2 separate regions of the Homo sapiens genome follow, and region 2 is linked to region 1. Evidence: chromatin loops called from intact Hi-C (ENCODE). Cell type or tissue: sigmoid colon. All regions are shown on one strand.

Region 1 (8,000 bases):
CAGGTTCCCCAATCATCCCCTCTGACTCTACAAGGTAAATCCACAGACGGAGGAGTTCCTAGGCAACCCAAAGTAAATGCACCAAAGGATCAAGAAAATAATGGTCTGTGAGAGCTCCATTTTTAATTTGCAACCCTACTACCGAGTATATACCCAAAAGAATTGAAAACAGGATCTTCAAAAGATATCTGCACTCCCGTGTTCACTGCAACAAGGTTAAGAAGAGTCAAGTTATGGAAACGACCCAAATGTCCATCAAGAGATGAATGGATAAAGAAAATGTGGTACACACACACAATAGAATTTTTCAGCCTGAGAAAAGAAGGAAACCCTGCCATTTTCGACAACATGGATGAACCTGGAAGACATTATGCTAAGTGAAATGAGCCAGGCACAGAAGGACAAATACTGCATGATTCCACTTGGATGAGGTATCTAAAATAGGCTCATAGAAGCAAAGAATAAAAAGGTGGTTGCCGGGGGCCGAAGGGAAGGGAAATGGGGATCCGTTGCCCAATGGGTATAAAGTTACAGTCATACAAGTGAATTAGTTCTAGAGATCTGCTGGACAGCATTGCACAGTCAACAATACTGTATCATGCACTTAAAATTTTATTAAGAGGGTATGTCTCCTGTTAAGTGTTCTTTCCCTTAAAAAAAGGAATGGGGGGACACAAGTGAACTTTTGAGATGATAGCTGTGTCTATTACCTTGGTTGTGGTAATGGTGTCAAAGGGGCATGCATATGTTCAAACTCATCAAATTGGATACATTAAATAGGTGCAGTTTTTGTATGTCAATTATAAACCTGTTTAAAAAGAAAAAGAAAAGAATAGTCTAAGTGGCCCTGAGTGTTTTAACTTGAGGCCTACTCAATGAGACAGTATGATTTCTGCCATTTGTCAAGGCAGGAAAAAACTGAAACAGTCAGAGACTAAGTGGCCCCTTTCCTCCTGCTCAATTCATTGCCTCTGATGTACACAATATGAGACAAGAAGAGGCTATTGACAGGAAGCTCTCTCAGAGGAAGTGGAATCCCCTTCACAGATAGGCAATGACTTCTCTTTTCCCTCAAAGAGAAATGGTGTCTGTTTCCAGGGAAGGGGCTGAAGAAACTGATCAAGAATTTAAAAGATGGCTTCTCCCAAAAGTGGCCAGAAAAACTCCTCAGTTTCTCAGGCCTCAGAACTGCTGTGAAACCAAAGGTGGGCAGCGCTGGGGAGCAAAATGTGTCTGAAAGTCGGGTCTGGAAGGTCAAAAAACATGGTAGTTACTTGGCATTTGGGGCCATTCAGCATTCAAACACTCTCCTATTCCGGGGGGGACATTTCAAATTAGGCGGGAGACAGGTTCCTTTATTAAGGGAGCCAAAGAGGGCACGTGGTTCCCTTCTCTCCTTCCTCAGCAAGGCCATGTGACCTGGGCACAGCCAGTCAGAGGCTTCCACTCAGGTTTTAATTCCGTGTCCATGCAGCAAAGTCCAGGATCAGTTAGAGGTTATCAGGAGGCCATTCATGTGATAAAAGTTTCCAGGGACAGTTGCATCCAACAGTGAGAACCCAGAAGCAACACCCTAAGCCCAGAGCACCCAGGGTAGGATGTCCCTGGGCCTTGCTGACCTTTGTTTGTGCTCAGACTGGTGTGCTCAACTACCCACAGATAGCAAAGAGCTACCAAATACCCTTCCAATCAATTTGCCTTCTGCTTGTTTTTTTTTAATTCACAACCAAGAACCTTAATGCTGAATTATAACAGGGAATGATTCAGAAAAGAACCCTCGGCTTGTTGCGAGGTGACCGTCTAACCCCTAAAGTGCCAAGAAGTCCAGGTGACACTTACCGTGTCCTCTCTGGGCAGTGAGCAGGTAACTGAGAAAATTGTGACGGTTGTATTAACTGCACAGGCCACGTAGGACTGTCCTCAGGCATTCTGCCCTCTGGGAGATGACATGCTCACACTCAGCCACACACTCTGCACACTCAAAGACAACCTGGTTATCTGGTGCCCTGTTCCTTACCCTTTTCTTCCAGTGTTTTGTTTGTTTGATTCTTCGTTTTTTTGTTTTGTTTTGTTTTGTTTTTTGGTTTGTTGTTGTTGTCGTTTTTAGCAAATGTGAATTGGGAGATATAAGCGCTCTTCTGTAATCCACAGGGAAGAGTCTGACAAGAAGTACAGCTCAAAGCCCACGGCCAGTTTCCACCAGTCATCTGATCAAGGCCTGGCAACCCCAACCCATTTGCCATGCCCTATGATGCCTTCAAGGCCCCATTCAGGAGGAAAAGTTCACTCTACCAATTAACTTTTTTTTTGAGACTGAGTCTCACTCACTGTGTTGCCCAGGCTGGAGTGCAGTGGTGCGGTCTTGGCTCCCTGCAACCTCCGCCTCCCGGGTTCAAGCGATTCTCCTGCCTCAGCCTCCTGAGTAGCTGAGATTACAGATCATTAACTTATCTCATTTTTTAGAAACTCACACTCAAGATCTACTTCTCCAGAATCCAGGTGCAGCAGCCAGGAAACCATTTAGTTCTCTGAATATACTTGTGTTTGTCTCTCTCACCAGAAATAGCAAACCTACCCACTGTGGGCTCACACCCAGCAACCTCCACATAATCTGACCAGCTTCTACTTCTTTAATATTTAGCTCAGGTACCATCAACTCCAGGAAGCACTTGCTGGCCTTTCAAGGGTGTATGGGAGGCTCTTTCTCTACGCTCTCCAAATGCCCCCCATACTAGCATTGTTGCACTTACCCCGGGGCACTGCATCCCATACGTGTCTGTCCCCTTAAGTAGACCATGGGCTCCTTAGCAGCCGGCACTGTGTCATATACCAACACTCGGAGCAGCAAGTGCACACAGCAAGTGTTCAATAAGTGTGGGTGAAATAAATGAATGAATCAGGTAGGACTGGGATTTATTCCCAGATGTGAAGTGACTCTGCCTCTGAGACCACATCTGCCAAAAGAGGAAACAGGGAAGAATGATGGCAAAGGTCCCTTCCAACCCCAAGACTTTGTGAGTCACTGAAGTTTTCCCTCGTGAGTCCTGCATAACAATAATCACAGTTAACATGCACCCAACAGGCCGGCCACCGAGCTGCTGAGCACAGAATCGGAGTTGTCTCATTCAAGCCTCTCAGCCCCTACCAGCGTGTTTGTGGGGGGCTGTGCGGCAGCCACGTGCTCAATCTCACGGGTGACTACGAGGGGGCTGGTTAAGAGTGCCGACCAACATGAACAAGAGGCAGCCAAGGCAAGGGAGAAGAAAAGGGCCGAGATTGGCTGTGGTCTTTCTGCAAGAAGGGACTTGAGGAACAAGCCAGGGAGAAATAGGAAGGGAGGTTACAGTTGCTGAATGCTCACCCAGTGCATCCTCACAAAACGCCAAGCACTATCATGTATGCCATACCCGCTTTACCTGGAGGAAAACCAAGGCTCAGAGAAGTTTAGGACCTGCCAAATGGAGGCAGTGCTCAAAAGCATGTGTCTGCTGGATTCCTGAGCCTGGCTCATTTCTACACCCCAGCATGGTTGAGGTCTGACTCTGGGGATCAGTCCTCCATATGCCCCTGCCCCTCTGATCCAAACCCTCAGAAGTGTGTCCAATAGTGTCCCAAGCTTGTTCTCCTAAAAGAAGCAAGGGACATGTAACCCCAGTGAAATCACAGTCAGTCCCCTCACAGCTCACAATTTCTGAGGGACTTCTAATGCTCTCGAGACTAACCCCCGAAGTTGTGAATCTGCATTGGCCAGGAAAAGCACTCAGGACTTGGAGTCCAAGACCCTGACTGCAGGGCCCCAGTTAACTAATTGTTGGCTGGTGATCTTGGGACTTTGAAAAGAATGCAGCATTAAACACTAGTACATACCATCATTATGAAGAAGATGAGAACTCTGGCTTTAATGTAGAGTCAGAGATGATCTGGCCCCAGATGCTGATCCTTCTAAGTACATCAACAGCTTTCAAAAGGGACAGCATGTCTCAACTCAGCCTGACAACCTCTCCAAGACTTGCTGGCCTGTTTATTTGTTCCAAGCATCTGTTGGGCTAGAGCAACACAGCCAGAGCTGGGAGACAGGCATCCCTCTGCTTGCAAACCCCACCATCAGCTGGACAGATGGGCCAGAGGGCAGGACACACAGGAGAAAGGATGCTAAACAAGACACAGATAGCAGCTGACCCAGGCAATCAGACTCCACGTGCCAGAGGTTAAGCAGTGTTACAGACAGCTCCTTCCTCTCCCCCTCACCATGCCTGTGCTGACCCCGCTGGCAGAGAACTGGTGGCTGAGACGGCATCACTGCTGGGAAAGAGACTGGCTGAAACCCCCACCCCCACCTCCTATACCTTTCCCTCCCTCCTGCTGTCCCTCTGTCCCCTCACTGGCTGGATTCAGCCCTGCTGTCATCAGGAGGGCCTGGAGCCTGGCCGACAGTCAGCTGATAGGAGCCGTGACTCAGCCTTCTCTGACGTAAGGCGGGAGGGCCTGGGCTGGATCCTCCGGGAGCCACTCTGCTCCCTGGGCCAGCCCTGGGCCGACCTGAAATGAGGTGCTTTGCTCTCCCTCACTTCCACTCCCTGGGCAGTTCTGCTCTCTTACTTAGACTACCTCCCACTGCCCTCCCACTCCCCAGCCCCAACACGATGCAGACACAATTTGGGAACACTAGTCTTTACAAGATAATGCATTTTCTGTGAAGCCTCGCCTGACTCGCTGAAGCGGAGTTAAATACAGTCATACCTTAGTATCTGCAGCGGTCTGGACCAGGATACCAAAATCCGCAGGACCCCCCAGATACCAAAATCCACAGGTGCTCAAGAACTCAGCCCTGTGAACCTTCATATGGAAACAATCTGCCCTCTGCATCCATGAGCTCTGCATGCCAAGAATACTGTATTTTAGATCTGCCAATGGTTGAATCCATGAATGGGGAACCCCATGGACACAGAGAGCTGACTCTATTCATATATGTAATCTCGTCTTGCACCCTGTACCCACCTCTGTTGAGAGACTGTATGGGGGAGTAATTAAGAAATAGAGGCTGGGTGCAGTGGCTCAAGCCTGTAATCCTAGCACTTTGGGAGGCCAAGTGGATCCCTTGAGCCCAGAGGTTTGAGACCAGCCTGGGCAATGTAGTGAGACCCCATATCTGTTAATTCTTAAAAATAAAAATTAATTAATTAATAAAAGAAATGAACCCTGGAGTAAGAGTGCCTGGGTTCAAGTCCAGCTATGCCACTTATTAGCAGAGGTTGTTGCAGAGATTATCTGAATTGGTAGATGTCAAGGACAATGGCAAAGCACTTGAAGATTACATATGTATTCTATATGACATATACCCAAGTACTGTATATATAATGTATATCTTACGTATGTCTCTCCAAGTGCTTTGCCATTGTCCTTGTTAGGGTTTGGATTTATGTCCCCACCCAAATCTCATGCTGAATTGTAATCCCCAGTGTTGGAGGAGGGGCCTCGTGGGAGGTAATTAGGTCATGGGGGCAGACTTCCCCTTTACTGTTCTCCTGATAGTGAGTTCTCACAAGATCTGGTTGTTTAAAAGTGGGTGCCACTTCCCACTTCACACTCTTCCTCCTTCTGGCCATATAAGACATGCCTGCTCCCTCTTCACCTCCTGCCATGATTGTAAGTTTCCTGAGGCCTCCCCAGCCATGCTTCTCATACAGCCCACAGAACCATGAGCCAATTAAACCTCTTTTCTTTATAAATTACCCAGTCTCAGGTAGTCCTTTATAGCCATGTGAGAATTTTATATATATATATATATATATACACCATTTATATATATACCATATATATATATATGTATATATACACATACACACACACACATATATATACACATATATATAGCTCCAAGGATATTATATCAATAGTATATAAACTATTGATTTTTTCAGCATGAATAAATGAAGATGCTATCATATCATATGATCATCTGTCTATTTGTCTGCATTCTCCACTAGACAGTGAGCTCTTTTAGAGCAGGGATCATGACTTCTATTTTACATATCTCTTAAGTCAGTGTTTAGGATACAGCAGACACTCAAAAACTAACTGATGAATGAATAAATACCAAAATTCTGGGTCACCCTACCCAGCACATATACAATCAACTGAGGCAGAAAAGTCCAACTCACCACTCACCCCTCCCCAGTCTTTTTAATTTCCCAGCAGAATCCCAAGTGGAACGTTCCAGGAGAGGCCTGGCTTTAATTTTAAGAGATAAAGACAGCCAAGTGCTGGATAAATGCCTTATCCTGGTTTTCAAACCCTTTTCTCCTTATTCCCCAAGACTCCCACGTCTGCCTTCCTCCCTGACGCCTCCCAGGCAACACCCAAGCTGTCCTGTGCTCCACCCCGAGTAGCCCTCCTTTCCCACACAGCTTGTGACACCACTGCCCACCCCCAGGGATACAGAGGAAACCAGCCACCTCCAAGGCCAGGCAGGCGGTGCCATTCCCACAGCCATCACCCATAATCCTTCAACACCAACCAGCTCCGCTGGAAGCAGCCCAAAGGCCTCTAATGCTGAGAGTGACATCCAAACCAGAGCTTTCCGTGAGTGTGAGGCTGGAAAGACCACACACAGAAGACGTGCACAGGCCTCCACCCAGGCCTCACACAGACACCCAGATCGCTACACCTCACACACCATGATACACACAACAGTCCCTCTCGGGATATCCTGCCGCCTCCACCCCAGACAAAAACAATGCTGTTAAGTACATGGCCCACTTAACAGTCTTTTTCTGAGCCTGCAGAACCTTCCATCCACTCACCATCACATTCAGATGCGTTGTGCTATAGCAGAAGGGAGAGACCAGGCCTCACACAGACACCCAGATCGCTACACCTCACACACCATGATACACACAACAGTCCCTCTCGGGGTATCCTGCTGCCTCCACCCCAGACAAAAACAATGCTGTTAAGTACATGGCCCACTTAACAGTCTTTTTCTGAGCCTGCAGAACCTTCCATCCACTCGCCATCACACTCAGACGCGTTGTGCTATAGCAGAAGGGAGAGACCGGAGCCTAAAGCAGGAATGTGACCTTCAGGTTGCATAACCCCCTGGAAAGATGGGGAAACCCAAGTGCACGCTAAATGTCAAGTACTATCTATTCTAGGAATTTTAGGAAGAAAAAAAAAACAAAAACAAAAACAAAACAGAAAAAAAAACCCACTAATATCCCTCCTTTTTTGGCAAGAAGAATGAGGTCTGTGATGCCAGCAATTCTGGCCGTGTGCTTGGTGGAGATTCCACGGTCCGCTCTCAGCCCCAGGTTCACCCTGAGCGGCTCCACCTTGGTTTGTTTTATGTACAAACTAAGTAAACTTTAGTTTGAAGGAAGAATGCCATAGCTAAAAACATGTTCATGCAGTTCCCATATCTCCACTTCTACCCAAACTTGGAGGTTCAACCTGTATGAAGCTTTGGCCCCACCTCTTCCCCTCCCCTTCAGCCTTCTCTGCACTCTTACACATACTCACACATGTCGTTCCTTCTAAGCCATGGCTTGTTGTTCTTGGCTAGGAAAGGGCTACTTGCAGATACCAGGCCTGAATGGCAAAGAAGGCCAAGGTGGCCACCAGCCTTTGCTCTGGGGCCAATATTTTGTCTGGCAAGGATGTTTATACTCCCAGCATCAAGCTCCAGAATGCCGAAACACAGCTTTCTGCTACCTCCTTGGACCCTGGGGTCCCCTAATCCTTTGGGTTTCTGCAAACCCAGAACTCTGTGTTGGGAAACATGGGGTAGAGGATAGGAGAGATGTGATCTTGAAGCTATTGCTGGGAAATAGAAGAATTTGTGGAAAATCACTCAGCTGTTCTCTAGTTTGTCTTCCCACAAAAACTTGGTTCTAGGAGGAGGCCGTTTCTGACGTTCTTTAAGTTATCCATAGATATCACTATATGCATGACCCAGCCCTGGGCACTAAGAGGAGAACAAAAAGAAAGATTTCCTGTCTATA
Region 2 (8,000 bases), 100 kb before region 1:
TCCAAGTGGAACGAAGTGATGTCTCACTGTGGCTTTGATTTGCATTTCCCTAATAACTAAGGATGTTGTGCATCTTTTTTGTGCTTATTGGCTATTTGTGTGTCCAATTTGAGTAATGTCTATTCAAATCCTTTGCTCATTTTTAATTGAGCTACTTGCCTTTTTATTATTAAGTTGTAAGAGTTCTTTTTTTATATTTTGGATACTAGATCCTTATCCAATGTAAGATTTGCAAATATATGTTCCCATTCTGTGGGCTCTCTTTTCACTTTTTTGATAATGTCTTTTGAAACATGAAAGGTTGTATTTTGATGAGGTCCAATTTTTGTCTTTACTTGCTTACGCTTTTGGTGCCATATCTAAGGAACAATTGTCTAATACAAGGTCACAAAAATGCCTATGTTTTCTCTAAGAATTTTATCATTTTTGCTCTTACATCTAGGCCTGTGATCCCTTTTGAGTTAATTTTTGTATAAAGTATAAGTTATGGGTCCAAATTCATTCTTTCACGTGTGGATATCAGGTTGCCTCAGCACCATTTGTTGAAAAGACTATTCATTCCCCATTGATTGTCTTAGCATCCTTATTGAAAATCAACTGACCATAAATGTAAAAGTTTCTTTCTGGACTCTGAAGTCTATTCCTTTGATCTACATATCTATTCTTATGGCAGTATCACACAGTCTTGATCAATGTACCCTTGTAGCAGGTTTTAAAATTTAGAAGTGTCAATCCTACACCTTTGTCCTTCTTTTTCCCTTGCATTTCCATATGACTTTTAGGAACAGCTTGTTGATTTCTGCAAAAGAGGAAAAGAAAAGGCAGCTAGAATTTTGATAGGGATTGCATTGAATCTGTAGACCACTTTGGGGGGTATTGCCGTCTTAGCAATATTAGGCTTTCCAATTCAGGAATACAAACTGTCTTTCCATTTATTTAGAGTATTGTTTAATTTCAACTATTTTTTATAGTTTTTAATGTGCAAGACTTAAACTTATTTTGTTAAATTTATTCCTAAGTATTTTTTTTCTTCTTGTTGCTGTTGCAGATGTAATCGTTTTCTTAATTTCATTTTGGATCATTCATTGCTAGTGTATAAAAATATAATGGATTTTTATATTTTGATCTTGCATCTGGCAACCTTGCTGAACTCAATTATGAGTTTTAATGGTTTGGGTAGATACCTTATGATTATCTGTATACTAGATCATGTCATCTGCAAGTAGATTTAGTTTTACTTTTTTCTTTTTAGCATGGATACCTTTTTAAGTCTTATTTCTTATTGTTCAACTGCAACATTTTACTCCTCTGTGAACTAATTTCAAGCATCAAGAATGTGAGCTCCATGAGAGCAGGAACTTTATTTTGTTTCCTGTTCTAGGCCTGGTATCTAGACTAGTTCCCAGCACATAGCAAGTGTTCAATAAATATGTGTTGAGTAAATGAATACATGAGACAAGAAGTAGATGGGAACAGTTCGGAGCTTTTCCCCATACCCGCAATCATACCAGCAAGGTGTGGCTTATTCTAACCCACTTATAATCCCTGCCCAGAGTCGGCAATTAATTGGCACTCAGTAAATGTTCTCTTAATGTGTAAATGAACGAATAAATAATGTAAGACCTGGCATATGGGAGTGTGTGAGTAAAACCACGTGGTCACATTTGTTGCAGGGAGCACCATCTGTTGAACAGCTCATTTTGCCATCAATTCCATCTCAGTATGATAAATAATGTTCTCTAAGATCACAGCCACAGTAAAACTGTCACTAAGATGCCAACAATTCCACAGAGGTTGTTAAACCTTGTTGCCACAAAAACGATACCGTTACATAATTATTCTTATGTACATCACTTCAATAGCGACACAGTGAGCTGGCTGGGCAAGGCAAGGGTTGGAAAACCACCTAGGCCGGCTTGCTGTGACCCAGTTGACTGGCCCTGACTACTTTGCCTCTTCTGCTTTGACTCTCGCCCAGGAAATACTTTAGGTACATCTGGAAATGCAGTGAAAATACTTGGCGTGAACACCGTGTGAAAAATCAACGGAAACACCCGAGGCCCAGGCGGGACTGGGGCTCCGGTGGGAGGGGGTGAGCCTTGCTGACTTTCCTCATGCTCCTGCTCACTCTCCCTTTATTTAAAGAGACCTTCATTGTTCCCGTTGTCCCATCCCACAATCCCAGGTTCTCTATGTAAGGGATACAGATTGAAATCCATACTCTCCAAATATGCATTTAATTCTATTTCACTCCAGAATTATGATATAAATAATTGCACTGTTATTGGAAACATATTTTAAAATTTGAATGACCAAGAAGGAGATTTATGGCTATTACAGACTTGCTAATCTTCAATAAATATGTTTTTAATCAGGCTAGCATTTTATATACAATAACTGTCCAATTAACTCTGGGGTAGACTTTGTAGCCTTGATGGAAAGCGCAGCAGTTGATTCGTTTTCTCTGGGGCTCTTTAAGTTACACTTTAAGATTGGAGATTAAAACAGGGGAACTTTCCAACCTTCAGAAAACCAGACCCAAGAATAAGATTGAGTACAGCAGTGACGAGAAGGAGCCGGCAGCTTGGAGGGGAAAGTCTGGACTAAGAATCAGGAGACCAAGATCTAAGTCTGCATATCCTAATTAGCTCTGTGGCTCTGGCCAAGCCACTTAACCTTTCTTAGCCACAGTTTCCTCGCTTGTCAAAAGGGGATAATCATACCTAGCCTGACCTGACATTTTTGTGGTGGGGAATACGATACGCAAGTGTATGAGGGAATGCTGTAAAAATCACACCGTGCGGCAGCATGGGGTCGAGGGAATCCAGCCGCAGCTCTGCACTTGGAACCTTCATGGACACATTATTTAACCCTCACGCCCTCGGTTTCCTCATCTGTAGAATGTAAATAGTCATGATGATGATCATGATCAATGCATTTCTATAAAGCTTTGATAAATTTAAGTGATGTGTATGAGCCTTCACAGTGCCTAGCACCTAGGAAGCATGAAAGCTACTCTGTTACCAGTTTCAATCCATTAGGAATCTACATACTTTCCTAAGATAAAATCCAAGACACTGGGGAGCCTTCAGACTCACAGTCATCCTATTTTCTGATAGAGGCAAACAGGCCTGCACCACTCATGTTTTCCTGAATTCCAAGGCCTGGTCCCCTGCTTTTGTACCCATTCTATTGCACCTCGATCAAGAGTTCCAGTGAAAATGTTTAGCTGGATAGGCTGGTGGAGAGGGCCACTGTTAGGCCAAGGAATAAAGAAGAATGCTGTGTCTGAGCTGGTTACAGTTCTTCCTGGAGAACTGCAGTAGGGAGCTGGAGACTCCAGTCAGCAGACAATTCCATAGTAGTCAGTGTCTCCCAAGGACGAAAGAGGCAGCCTGGGAATAACTCTCATTCCTGAGCACGTAGCTACTTACTATCTGCTTTGGATAAAATGAGACTCTTCTGGACACAAGGAGGCCCACAAATGACCAAACCCTGGAATCATGTCTCTCCACACCTTTCAAAGTGTCTTCAAACCTCACAGCAAACCTTGAGACAAACCTCCTTGCCAAGTTCCCCAGACTGAGCAAGAAAGCACAGAGGGTGTACACAGAAACCCAGACCCAGGAATAAACAGACAGAGGAGGCGCTCCACACTGTATTATACTTTCAGTTCTCTTCACCAAACAGGGCCCTGCCACAGCCACCTACCCCTTGCTCACCCCTCAACGCACACATACACACATTCCTCCAGGGACAAACAGAAGAGAGATTAGCTACATAAACCAGGCAGGCTTGTAAAACAGCTGAAGAATTAAACACTCAAGAATGTTTTGGACAAGCTGCTGACCCATTTTCCGCCCTGCAAAGCCCAGGGAAGAAGAAGGGGGTAGAAAGAAAAATAAAGAACCAAAGGGAAACAAAACCAAATTATTAAGTTCTTTTCATTAAATAAATAAACGCCATCTGACAGGCCTTCCCCCTGGAGTCCTGGGGTAACATCAGTCCTGGGAAACGACTTGAGAGAAAAAAAACCCAACAACAAAGACTCCTTGGTCTTGACTGGAGTGAGAGAAACCATTTAGTTCATTACCTCCACTCCACTGAGCATCCAGTGAGAACTGGAAGCCAGCTAGAGGAAGGGCAGGGAGCAGCATGTTGGTATGGAGTATAACATACGTCTAGGAATCAGTGAATGTCACCTGGGGTTCCAGCCTGGACACATCTACTTCTGGTGTGATTGCACAGACCTCAACATCCAGACTCCAGTCTCCAGCACCTGCTGCCTCTCTCCCCCTGGAAGGACTGTGACCAACTGGGACATAGCATCTCCCCCTCCATTCTCCACTCATATCCACTCCTCCCTCTGCAGCCCTTCTCACCTGATGCCATCAGGCTAAAAATGTTAGTCATCCTCTCTTCCTTCTCTCTCGTCCCCTAAAACCAATTGGTTGCCAACTCCTGTGCATTCTACTCACGTGTTCCTTCCAAATCAGATCCCCCTCCTGCAAATCCATTACCATCAAATAATGCAGGACTCCATCAGGATTTGAGTATTGATCATTTTTTTGTCTCTCTACAATTCACCTTTTATACTCCATGTCGTCTGCCACACCACCATAGATGTTTTTGTATCTACTAAGGGAAAAAATTAAATCCGGTCACTTCCTGACTAAAGACCTCCCCCAACTAATGGTTGCCTTAGCAGGGGACACCTGGACCTTCACAATCTGACCCCTACCTTCCTCTGTGGGCTCACCTCCCATCCTTCCCAGCCGGGGACCCTCAGACCACGATGTGCTTCTGACGTCTATGATTCTTGGCTTGCTTTGTTCTTCTCCCTGCCTGGAGCACCTTTGCTTCATGTCAACCTGGCCGACCTCTTACTCATCTTTTAAGACCCACGTCAAAAGAGATGTGCTCTGTGAGGTCTTCCCTGGCTCCTCAAGACAAAGTTACCTCCTTCCTCCTTGCTTTGCTCTTGTCAGGATTATAGCACTGGCCATGGGTTCTAAACATCTCTAAGTCTCTTGCACTAGCATGTGTGTTCCTCAAGTCCGTTCCTCATGCCTTATTCATATTTGCCTCAGCATGTGGCCTTTACAGACACTTCTTAAATGTTTTACTAAATGAATGGACAAATGGGCAAGTGCATGATAAATCAGCGAGTCAGCAATGTGGACTTGAGCAAATGACGGCCCTCTGGGGGTCTCCATTTCATTCCCCCTGCAATGAAGGGGTTGGGTGGCTGAGCTTCCAAAATCCCTCCCAGCTCTGACCCTATGTGGTTTTATGAGATGTAGCTAAGAGATGCTGGCTGACTGGAATTTGATTGTGAGAACTGAAGCTGAGAGTTGTAAATACGTAAAGCAGTCAAGAGTCTTCTGTAAACACGGTGGTTCGGGGCACTCGAGAGCAGACAGGTTTATGCAGAGGTAAGCCAGATGCTTTCATTAAGAAAGCAGCAAGGTACGGTATCTAAACATTGTATTATAACCTGCAATTTGATATGCCTGCAGAAATCCAGCCTAATCCTAATGGAGCAGAAAATTGATGAAAGGGGCCAGGAAGAAATAGAAACTAGTTAAACAGAGGTGAGAAAGTGAGCAATAGGAGTGAGTGGGGGTGAGTAACCTGGAACTTCTCCAGCACAAAAGCCTGCCTTCCCTACCTCATCTTCTGGGATGTCTCAATGCAAGCACAAACCTTCCACTTCAGCCAAGCTGTCCTCCTCGCTGCCCCATGGCTTGTGTTATACAACCCTCCTCTGCGCTCCTGTTCATTCCATTTCTCCCCTGTGGCCCTCTCCACCCATATAACAAAATGCTACTTGTTATTCATGTCCACCTGACAGTCTACCTCCTTAACCACTCCCACCCAAAAGGATCTCTTTCCTCCTTTTCTGACACCTTATATAACAGTTTGACCATCTGGCATGGCCATCCTGGTTACTGCTGTCTATCTTCAAACAGCGTCTGACAAATAGAAGACACTCAATAAAGGTTTTTCTGGATCAATGACTGAGTATATTAAAAGCTAAATACAACCTATAGAGATGAAATTCTCTACCCTCAAGGAGAACTCAATAATACAGTACAGGAATCAGGTGAATGAGGGAATAGCTATAAGAGAATATACACGGGAATACACCAAACTGTATGGTGGTTGGTTTGGGGTTTGGTTTTGGTTTGTTTTAGGGCGTAGGGGGAAGCTTTCCTATGCATCTATGTCCACTCCCTGAACATCCTATGAGTTCTTGGGTCCTCTCCCTGAACACCCTGCAAGAAAATCAATTCACATGCACTTGTGTTTACGAGCAAGGCACTGTGGTGGGTATCGGGGGTATCTTGGTTTCTCCACGAATACCCACCACAGTGCCTTGCTCCTAAACACAAGTGCGTATTTAATGATCTTCTATATGCAATCAGAATCACTTAAAAGAGAAAAACTGGCCCGGCGCGGTGGCTCACGCCTGTAATCCCAACACTTTGGGAGGCCGAGGCGGGCGGATCACGAGGTCAGAAGACTGAGACCATCCTGGCTAACACGGTGAAACGCTGTCTCTACTAAAAATACAAAAAATAAGCCGGGCATGGTGGCGGGCGCCTGTAGTCCCAGCTACTCAGGAGGCTGAGGCAGGAGAATGGCATGAACCCGGGAGGCAGAGTTTGCAGTGAGCCGAGATCACGCCACTGCACTCCAGCCTGGGGGACAGAGCAAGACTCCATCTCAAAAAAAAAAAAAAAAAAAGAAAGAAAGAAAGAAAGAAAGAAAGAAAGAAAGAAAGAAAGAAAGAAAGAAAGAAAGAAAGAAAGACTGCAGAAAAAGTGAATGAAAAAAAAAAAATGTGTCTTAGAAGAGGCTTCACCTGAACTAGGACAACTTAGGAGATTGGCTAAGACAAACTGTTAGGCTGCAAGGAAAAAAAAGGAAGAAATAAGCTGAAAGGAAGGAGGCAAATAGAAGAGCGTGGCAAGTGGGAGAGGGGAGTTGGGGGAGGAGGAATAATAGTTTTAAATAAGCACTAGAGTCTAGTTAAGGATGGAAACAATTAGCGTGGAGGGTGTCAGGTCACATTGTGCTAGACATGTAACGCATGTGGTTTCAGACAGAGTCATTTTTCTACGTGTGGAAGACTGTAATGGAAACCAATGTGAGTTTTGTCAGAAAACATTCATTTGGTCAGTAGAATAGGGAGAAGTCTTCAGAAGAAGCTAATCTTATTATTTTCTCCTTTTAATATTGTAAAAGCTGATGTTGATATAGATGATATATAATAGATACAGATATATGCCCAGAAATCTTTGAGAATGAAAATGAGACTAACTGAAACAAGTAACTTAATTCCTATTGCTTAGTCCAGAAATGTTACAAAGAGAGGTAAGGAAAGTGGGAGGAAAAGAGGAAGGAGGAAAGCAGGGAGTAAAGAAGGTCTACCTTCCAGTCTGGTTGCAAGATTCAGTGGTCATGTCCTCTGTTTCTCTTCACTTCCTTCCCGAAGCTCTGCTCTTCATAGGCACCCAGCAAAGATGGTACCAACTTACCATATTGACGTTTATGAAAATCATAATTATGTGAAGTATTAAACCTAAAGGAAGAATCTCAAAATCTTAAGAACTATTGAGTTAATGCCTTTCCTGTAATTTTCTTCACAGCATGGAAAACAATGTGCCTTGTTTTAATGAGATTACCTTGTCATATTTCCTGACAGACCTGGCACTAGTAGAGGTACCATATCACCAGCATGGATTAATGCTCCCTTCCTGTAAAACGTATGAACTGTTTTTCTTTAGATTGAAAACAATACTATTCTATCTTCAACACTTGTCTGGAATATAAGGATGAGGAGTGAGGCAAACAATAGGGTCCAAGGTTTCATTTCTGCCAAAACTTTTAAATCCAGGATGATTGATTCAAGTGAACATCAAAAGCAGACTTGAGAGGGGAAGGAAGTCAGAAAAGCTTTAGAATTATATATGGATGAAGGAAGACAGTAACCT

Evidence for each region. Peaks named below come from ENCODE experiments on the same cell type or tissue, not always from the same donor. Only the 100,000 strongest peaks of a DNase experiment are listed, where the experiment ranks them.
Region 2: a loop joins it to region 1, with 2.7 times the contacts of the local background. A loop is called at or near these places in 3 of 110 quality-filtered maps.

Annotation. Positions count from the first base shown.
Region 1 is chr11:130,518,857-130,526,856 of GRCh38, reverse strand. It overlaps LOC105369574 (a long non-coding RNA gene), which reads right to left and starts at 4,390. Exons shown (of 5, transcript XR_007062953.1): 1 at 4,249-4,390. RefSeq lists enhancers at 3,318-3,945, 6,468-6,969. In sigmoid colon, no CTCF peak of the experiment used is centred here; DNase peaks (open chromatin) are centred at 3,086, 4,126 and 4,446; H3K27ac peaks cover 1,308 bases.
Region 2 is chr11:130,619,837-130,627,836 of GRCh38, reverse strand. No RefSeq gene overlaps it. Among named protein-coding and RNA genes, the nearest start is that of MIR8052, 43 kb to the left of the region's middle. In sigmoid colon, a CTCF peak has its summit at 3,560; a DNase peak (open chromatin) is centred at 3,668.